Regions from separate parts of the Mus musculus genome. Here region 2 is linked to region 1. Evidence: chromatin contacts called from ENCODE Hi-C or POLR2A ChIA-PET data. All regions are on one chromosome and are shown on one strand. Each heading gives the region's core, a stretch centred on a gene start or an enhancer-like site at or near the end of the contact. The rest is flanking DNA. Distances are from core to core; before and after follow the strand shown.

Region 1 (3,770 bases), core at 419-2,918:
AATTTCATGCCCTGTAAAATACACAGTAACTATAACCCTTTGAATTTAGGGTCTCCTAATGTCAAAGAATTATAAAGCACACAAGAGCAGTGACAGCTGGAAGCCACACGCACCTGTGTCTGAGCCTTCCTAAAGTCAGTAGCATCTTCTCTGAGTCTCAGAGACATCTTGTCATAAAGAAGACCAAAGCCACAAGGCTGCACCCTGCTCTCTGCCACCCATGGGCAGGAGTCCCTGGACCTGCTGCCCTCAAGGACTGTTCAGACAGATTCCATGAGATGGCATAAAGATCTTAGGAAAGAATCTAAAAAAACAACCCCTGAAAACTCAGTAATATAAACATTATTATTATTCCTCTAAAACCAGTGTCTCTGATTTTAGTTTAATTAATTTTATAGTTTACAGAAATATTTTTAAAGATCTGCTTTTTTCGTTTTGTTTTTTGTGTATGCGTGTATGTTTGTGTGAGTCTATGCCACATGTGTGCAGGAGACCAAAAGAAAGGGGTCAAATCCCCTGGCCTGGAGCCACCTGATGCGGGTACTGGGCACCGAACTCAAGTTTGCTGGGAAAGTACCAGTATCCGTCTTTCCAGCCCTACAGAAATACTTTAAAAAACAATCATATTCTGCTGTCTTTCCCAGCCTGTTTATCCCACTACCTTTTTGCAGTAGAGTCAATAAACTAAATTTTCCTTTTTGCAATATTTTTAACTTAAAATGTCTTTGAGAACATGAGTGCCCCATTTACACCGTGTCCTGTCCTCCTCTGAACCTCTTCTTAAAAACAGCCTGTACCCACATAAAATGTAGCCTCTACCCTCTAACCACGCCCCTACTCCTTTCTAGTTAGAATGCAATTTAAGGGGGAGGGGTGCTCTTGAAATGTAGGATTTTAAGGGAGGGGGAAATCATTTCCCATCTCTGACTTAATTTTGGTGCATAACTGAGTTTCAGTCAGCTGCACCCCAGCTACCTCACGGGACCCCGTGTCTGTCTGATCACGTGATGAGTTGTGAAGCCCCACGTGACGGATGTGTTAATTCACAGCCAATGCCTCTTTTTCTCATTCGCTCGTCTCCCGGGCACGTGATACTTGGCTCCCTTCCACCACTGGTCCTTAACAAAAATGAGATGTGCTTGCTTTGCAGGGGGAATGCAAGATTACAACTACATCTGGGCCCAGTGCTTTGAAATTACCCTGGAGCTGTCGTGCTGTAAATATCCTCGCGAGGAGAAGCTGCCGCTCTTTTGGAACGATAACAAAGCCTCTTTGATCGAATATATAAAACAGGTGCACCTAGGTTTGTGTCCTATATCTTCTTGTTAACACTCACAGCGTGGGTAGAACCTTTGCGTCGAGCATATACAAAACCTCCTCCGGGGACTTGGGGCTGGACCTGGTTTTCTATGCCAGGACTAAGGGTTTGAATTCTCAACGTGTTATCTACAGTGTGTGAGAGATGCTAGGCTTAGCTGTTCGTTCGTAAGAGAGGATGAGTCACTTGTTTTGAGGGCGTAAAAGCCCAGAGTTCCCCCAATTTTACATATGGAATGATATGCAAATCTGGCAAAAAGATCAGGAAAACCGGATGTACTCTTGCAACATCTTCAATCAGAAGCCTAGTTGTAGCCCGCTGCGTGGCTCTGCAGGTAAATGCGCCTGCGCCAAGCCTGGTGCCCTCCGTTCATCCTGGGAGCCCACAGGGTGGAAGGAGAGACCTGACTACTGTCCTCTGACCTCCAAACTCTTATGCCATAGAGCACGGGGGCCTCCCCAAGACAATAAATATGTAAATAAGCAAATGTAAAAATTTGAAAATAAAACCGAGTGCTGCCGGCACCTTTATAACATTACAAACATATCATTGGCTCCCTCCACCTTACGTAATCACCGTGCTGGGTCCTTGGTTGTTATTCTGACATTTCAGTTTCCGCTGGCCTTTTCCCGTGAGTCCTGGAATAACTGAACCATCATCCATTAAGGCTCTCCCGATACTGATTCTTTAGTAAGTCACTCTGAATTCTTTTGTGAAGTCACCCTTCGTCACTATCATCAAGGAGGTGTAACAAGACATGAATATGTCTCTGCCCCTCGCTGCCCTCTCTGTCGCCTTTTAATCTAGCCATCGGGATGATGGGATGATCCACAGAGCGCTGAATCAGGGCCAGCTTCGCATGCCATGTTTAATACGGTATTAGTGTGCAGAAGCTGTGCAGCCCGATAAATAATAAGTAATAAATAATAGCATAAGCATCGTTGGCAATGGTATATTGAGTTTATGAGTCCATTTAATTAGGCCGTATCAAGAATATTTTTCCACCCGCCTGTCCCTGTAATCTGCTGAGAACTCAGATAACAGTAGGTTTATTAGCACGTCAATCCTGCCCCCTTGTGGTTTAAGACAGGAATATTTTTTTCTGACTTTAAAAAAAAAAAAAGAAACTATTTCAAAATACTGATGTGGTTGTTGCTACTTATTAGAAAGTCTTGCTCCACATTAGTGCCCTGCCTGCTGTCAGAGAGAACTGTCTCTGTAGGTGATGATGTCAGAGAGAACTGTCTCTGTAGGTGATGATGTCAGAGAGAACTGTCTGTAGGTGATGATGTCAGAGAGAACTGTCTCTGTAGGTGATGATGTCAGAGAGAACTGTCTCTGTAGGTGATGATGTCAGAGAGAACTGTCTCTGTAGGTGATGATGTCAGAGAGAACTGTCTGTAGGTGATGATGTTAGAGAGAACTGTCTGTAGGTGATGATGTCAGAGAGAACTGTCTGTAGGTGATGAGGGCAAATGCTCCTATATAGACACTCCCTGGTCTCTGCCACGCTGTTCATTCATTGAAAGAGTTCACCAAGTGCTAGGAAGTTTGTGTGTCTAAGATGGTGACTCATCTGAAAGGCTCAGACCTGCCCTCTGTGGGAAAGAGAAACCTCTGATGTAGCACGCGGGCCTTTCTTTGCCTGAAGGACAGAAGCCGGTGTAGGCGTCAAGCTCTTAGGCTGGTGTCCTGTTTTGAAAGCTCACAAAAGTGTTAAACGTCAGTATGATCGGAAGTTGGAGTAAGAGTTCTGCCCTGCTGCACGCCAGCCTGCTCTATGGCTCCGGAGGGGCTACTGGGACTCACAGAAGAATTCAGTCTAAACTTGGGCTCTGTAGTATTATGGGCTGTGTTAGAGGATGTTCTCAGTGTGCGTTGGAAAGAGGATCTTTAGATTCTGAGGCCCAGGTAGCTTGTCTCATCTCTAGGAAGCAAAGCACAAAGGTTTCAGTGCCGCCCCTGCTTTCCCCGCTCTCTAAGGCGGATCTCAGCCTTGAGGCTGAGGGCTCACCACCCTCAGATACCTAAGCAAACTGGCCTAAGAAACTGGGTGGGAAGCCAGGCAGGGGTGGCTCATGTCTTTAATCCCAGCACTTGGGAGACAGAGGCAGGTAGATTTCTGAGTTCGTTTCCAATACTGGCTTTTTCTCTCCTGCTATAGCAGCTCTTTCTGAGCCTGTGGGTCAACTGGTCTCTTTTTAGTGTCTGACTTCAACCCCTGAATACACGTAAGGACAAATATCAATGAGACTTTGAACAAAAAAGATAAAAGGAGGGGAAAAAATGACAGGGAGATAATTTTGCAGAGTTGACCTCCGTAGATAAAGTGGAGAGGAAACTTCGCCTTTGATAACCCACTCCAGAGCAAAGGAGCCAGGAATTGAACCCGAAAGGCACCAGGGGGCCATCTAGGTCAGGGGTTGTGTAATAGTTGAGATAGAGACTCTTG
Region 2 (4,159 bases), core at 301-2,800, 35 kb before region 1:
CCGCGGAGTTCACAGTTCAGTTTGACTGTCCGCAGGAGTGTAGTACCAGCTATGCACTCCATCATTGTAAACCACGCTCTTATCCTGACCCACTGCCTTGGGGTGGGTTCAGGACACAGAAAGAATGAAACTAGCACACAGTTCAGGACTGCAGTGTTCCTTTTGGTTCAGGGTCATTGACAGGACTGCAGGTGTTCCCAAAGATAAGCAAGAACCAAGAAAGGCAGACTTGACGGTGACAACCATTTCCTCTCAAGGTCATGGTTAATATTAAATGTTGCTGGGAGTCAAAACTGAGAGCCATAAACTTAAGTCATATAACCCAAACTGTAGTTACTAAAATTCCATTTTTCTGTTTACAGACTGGGTTGCTTTTAGCAGTTCAGTACCTAAAATTCAGAGCCTAGAAATATAGAGGTAAAGACATTAGACACAACCCCTGCCCTGAAAGGATTGGAAGAACAGGAGAAAAGCAAGACAACTAGTAAACAGATATGATTAGTTCTGTGGGGGCAGCAGAGGGTAACGGGAAAGAAAAGGATGGTCAGCCAGGAGCAACAGGAAAGGCAGGGCAGACCGTGGGCCTGGGGCTGAAGGAGCCATCAACCTGGAGGAACAAAAGAAGCTCGCTGTGGCCAAGGGGAGACCGGAAGGCGTGTGGACTGAGGGTCTTAACCGTGCTGTGTCAGCCATCCTTGGTTCATCCAAAGGAGACACGACCATCTGGGCTTTATGCCTGAGGGGAAGGTGACCGGTGCATTTCTTCGATCGGAAAAACAAATTTTTAGCAATTTTATAATGTAAAAGGTTATTTTCTAGAATTAATTTTATCTCCCCACTCTATGTGTGCTAGTCTTAGTGTGGAGGTCGGGGTCAGCTTTTCAGGATTGCTTCTTTCCACCGTGTGGATCAAACTCAATTTGTTTGTTGACCCTTTATAAGAATAATATATATGCTGGACAGTGGTGGCGCACGCCTTTAGTCCCAGCACTTCAGGGGCAGAGGCAAACAGATTTCTGAGTTCGAGGACAGCCTGGTCTACAGAGTGAGTTCCAGGACAGCCAGGGCCACACAGACAAACCCTGTCTCAACCCCTCCCCACCAAAAAAGAATGTGTGTGTGTCTATGTGTGTGTGGTGTGTGTGTGTGTGTGTGTGTGTGTGTGTGTGTGTGTGTGTATTCATTTTCTACCAGATTAGATCTTAGTTACCAACAGGTTTGGTTCATTAGCCAAAATGCATTTTGGCAATTCACTTATGAACCCGTTTAATCCATAGTTGTTCATTGGGCCCCTGCTATCTTGCAGAACCTTTCCAGGCGGATATAAAGAACAAAACCCGAGCTTCCTTTCAGAACTACAGCCGAGGGCGCTGAATTCCTGCTGCAGTGGTAGGAAAGCCTTGTTGCTGGACTGTGATCCCAGCTCTGGCCCCTGGGGTGCTCGGTAAAGGTCAGAAAAGCTTCTCAGGCAAGCGGATTCCCAGAGCCCCAGCCCCTGGGCAGACCTGCCGGGGGAGAGGATAGCAGAACCCCAGCCCCTAGGCAGACCTGCAGGGGTAGAGGAATCCCACGTGACGCAGGAGGAATCCCACGTGACGGAGACTGGAAACCTCGCTTGCTTACATAGCTGGTTGGTGCCAGTGCCGAGACTGAGGTCTGACCAGCAATACAAGAGGCAGTTCCCACCTTGAGTGCCAGAGACGAGGCTGCCCTTCTGTGAACTGTCCAGGAGGAGGATTTAGCCCAGGGCATCTTAGCGTCCACAGAATCTTAATCCGCTTTGACTAGAAAATACAGTTAGGGATGTTTTTGTCATTGTGCCCTTTATTTTTTGAAAAACAAAATGTCCAAAGAACGGCGGTTAGGTACGGAAAAGACTTGACTCCTCGCTAAAATTGGAGGAATTCGTGGTCCCCAGGGAACTGCTTCCGTCGGACATTCCATTCTTTGCCCTTGGGAAATGACGTCCGTAGGAATAAAATGGATATGTGATGGTTAGTAATGAGACTGGCCTGCTTTGCTAAATGCTGAGTGTGTACGAGAACTTAAATCCTCACTCTTGCGAATGAGATACTGCCATGCCCATTTTCCAGACGAGAAACTGAGGCTAAGGGAAAGTGAGTTAGGGTAAAGATAGGAGTCATGTCGGGATTTAGAGCCCCAGATCCAGTTTTCAAATAGGTCTTTAGGACCTGGAGGCTTCCATTGAGGTGAGCTGGGCTCCCTTCCTAGGTGAGGAGACAGGAGCCCGTAGGGACCCTCTCCCAGAGCCAGATTAGCTCATCTTAATCTGTCTACCTTGGGTTTCCACCTGAGACCTTACTGAGATATTGGCTCCACTCCTGCGCTGAGTATCTTGAAAAAATACTACATTGACTTGGCATCTTTGCCATCAGGAGCAAACTGGTCCTGTACTATCCTATCAACAAGTTACTGAGTGGGAACACTCTGGAGGGTGCCCAAGTGATATGAGTCCCTGTGCTTCGAGACGTAGCATTCTAGCTGAGACAAGTACCTGTGACACTTTTTTTTTTCTTTTTTTTTTTTTTTATTTTTCGAGACAGGGTTTCTCTGTGTAGCTCTTGGCTGTCACTGTCCTGGAACTCACTTTGTAGACCAGGCTGGCCTCGAACTCAGAAATCCGCCTGCCTCTGCCTCCCGAGTGTTGGGATTAAAGGCGTTCGCCACCATGCCCGGTGTACCTGTGACACTTAACAAGGTCCGGAGCCCCCAGACTTGGTCAAAACAAGAGGGTTGAAAATACTGAATGTAGCCTTATACCTAGCCAAATAACATGACTTGAGAGATCACCTGGGATCGTTAGGCCAAAGATCCTGTGCTCACCCACTTAACCCCCTCTCTCTAGCTGCCTGCGCTCAGGGGCCTCTTCTCTCAACTGAGCTTCTGGTGTAGACAAGTCACGGGGAGGGACAAGGTGGAATAGGGAAGGGAGTGAGAGCCACCAGGAACCAGTGGCATCCAGATACTAGGAATTCTGGTCCCCTGGGGCAAGGCTGGTGCTCAAGTCAAAAGCCATCTGATAGACAGGACAGAGGCTACAACACCTTCCCAATTTGGGAGTCGATACTAGTGCAGTGCTGGCGTGTAGGAGCCCCTCTGCATCCTGGAAAGGGGGTTTCCGTTCACACAAGTAGCTACGTTCTCATCACTGTGGGGGGTGGCGTTAGCTGGAGGGAGAAAGCTTTGCCCTGTGTACTGAAGGTGGGGACAAGAGCAGGTTAAGAGAAAAATGTAAGATAACCTCTTGCTGACCAAAGACTGAGGCTTAGAGGGGTCAAGGACACCACAAGGACTTGGCCCACAGAATCAACTAACAACGTTGCTCACAGAGATCAGGTATCCTGCATGTGTCTGACCTTGGTCCTCTGTTACGTGTTATGGTAGTACAGCTTGGTGTTCTTGTGGGGCTCCTAACAATAACCACTGTGAAGCCCGCCCCTTCCCCTGATGTTGGTCGGCAGATAACCAATCTCATTATTCTAAACTGCTCTGTAATTACTCAGCTCTGTGATTTCTATCATGATCTATTTAACTATGCCACAGTGCTGAGCATTCAGGTTGTTTACAGCTCTTAGATATTTCAGATGGATGCTGTGATGGGGACCTTTGGACAAGCACGGGTGCTCTTTAATGTCCCAGGTGGGCATCTCTAAATCAGAACCCCGCGCATGCATTGTACACTCACATGGTAGATTCTTGATGTAAAGACATGCGCTTGTGCTCTGAGCACCACGTGAGATGTACATTTGTCCCACATCCTAACTAACACTTGAACCTTTCCCCATTTTAGGAATAAAAATCCCTCCACTTCTAAATGCCGTTTTTATGACTGAAATTGAGAGTGGGTGAGTTTTCTCATTATCCAGCAACAGGACATGCGCAGTTACTACCCTTGAGGCCCCAACCTTCAGTCTGTTGCCTGTGTCCATTTTCTTGTGATTTCCCTCATTTGTGTACTAACCTGTAGGCTTTCTTCCGCCCTCTGTAACAAATGCAGCAGATATTTTCATCTATTCTGTGGCTTGTCTAGTGGATTTTGTTTTGTACTATTTTTTGCCCTGTGTAGGCTTTCTGATTTGCCGAAGTTCCCGTTCAGCAGGCTTTTTCTGTAAGCTATTACATTCCGTGTATCGGTTTT

What was found. Hi-C counts contacts between places; a loop is a spot of excess contacts on that map. ChIA-PET counts read pairs that join two places held with the same protein, here RNA polymerase II (POLR2A).
Region 2: a loop to region 1 is called in a map of heart, with 2.9 times the contacts of the local background. The contact joins two enhancer-like sites. A Hi-C loop is called at or near these places in 2 of 37 maps with a recorded cell type or tissue (heart and v-Abl transformed pro-B cells). POLR2A ChIA-PET finds 5 or more read pairs at or near these places in 1 of 5 experiments (Patski).

What each region holds. Positions count from the first base shown.
Region 1 is chr10:117,674,790-117,678,559 of GRCm38, forward strand. Cpm (carboxypeptidase M) reads left to right here. Exons shown (of 9, transcript NM_027468.1): 7 at 1,151-1,303. Among named protein-coding and RNA genes, the nearest start is that of Gm25709, 14 kb to the left of the region's middle. Within about 2 kb of position 1,669, at least 2 of the 3 ENCODE cell types and tissues checked have a DNase peak (open chromatin) inside an H3K27ac peak, as active enhancers do.
Region 2 is chr10:117,640,326-117,644,484 of GRCm38, forward strand. The region is part of intron 2 of Cpm (carboxypeptidase M); the gene reads left to right. Among named protein-coding and RNA genes, the nearest start is that of Cpm, 13 kb to the left of the region's middle. Within about 2 kb of position 1,551, at least 1 of the 3 ENCODE cell types and tissues checked has a DNase peak (open chromatin) inside an H3K27ac peak, as active enhancers do.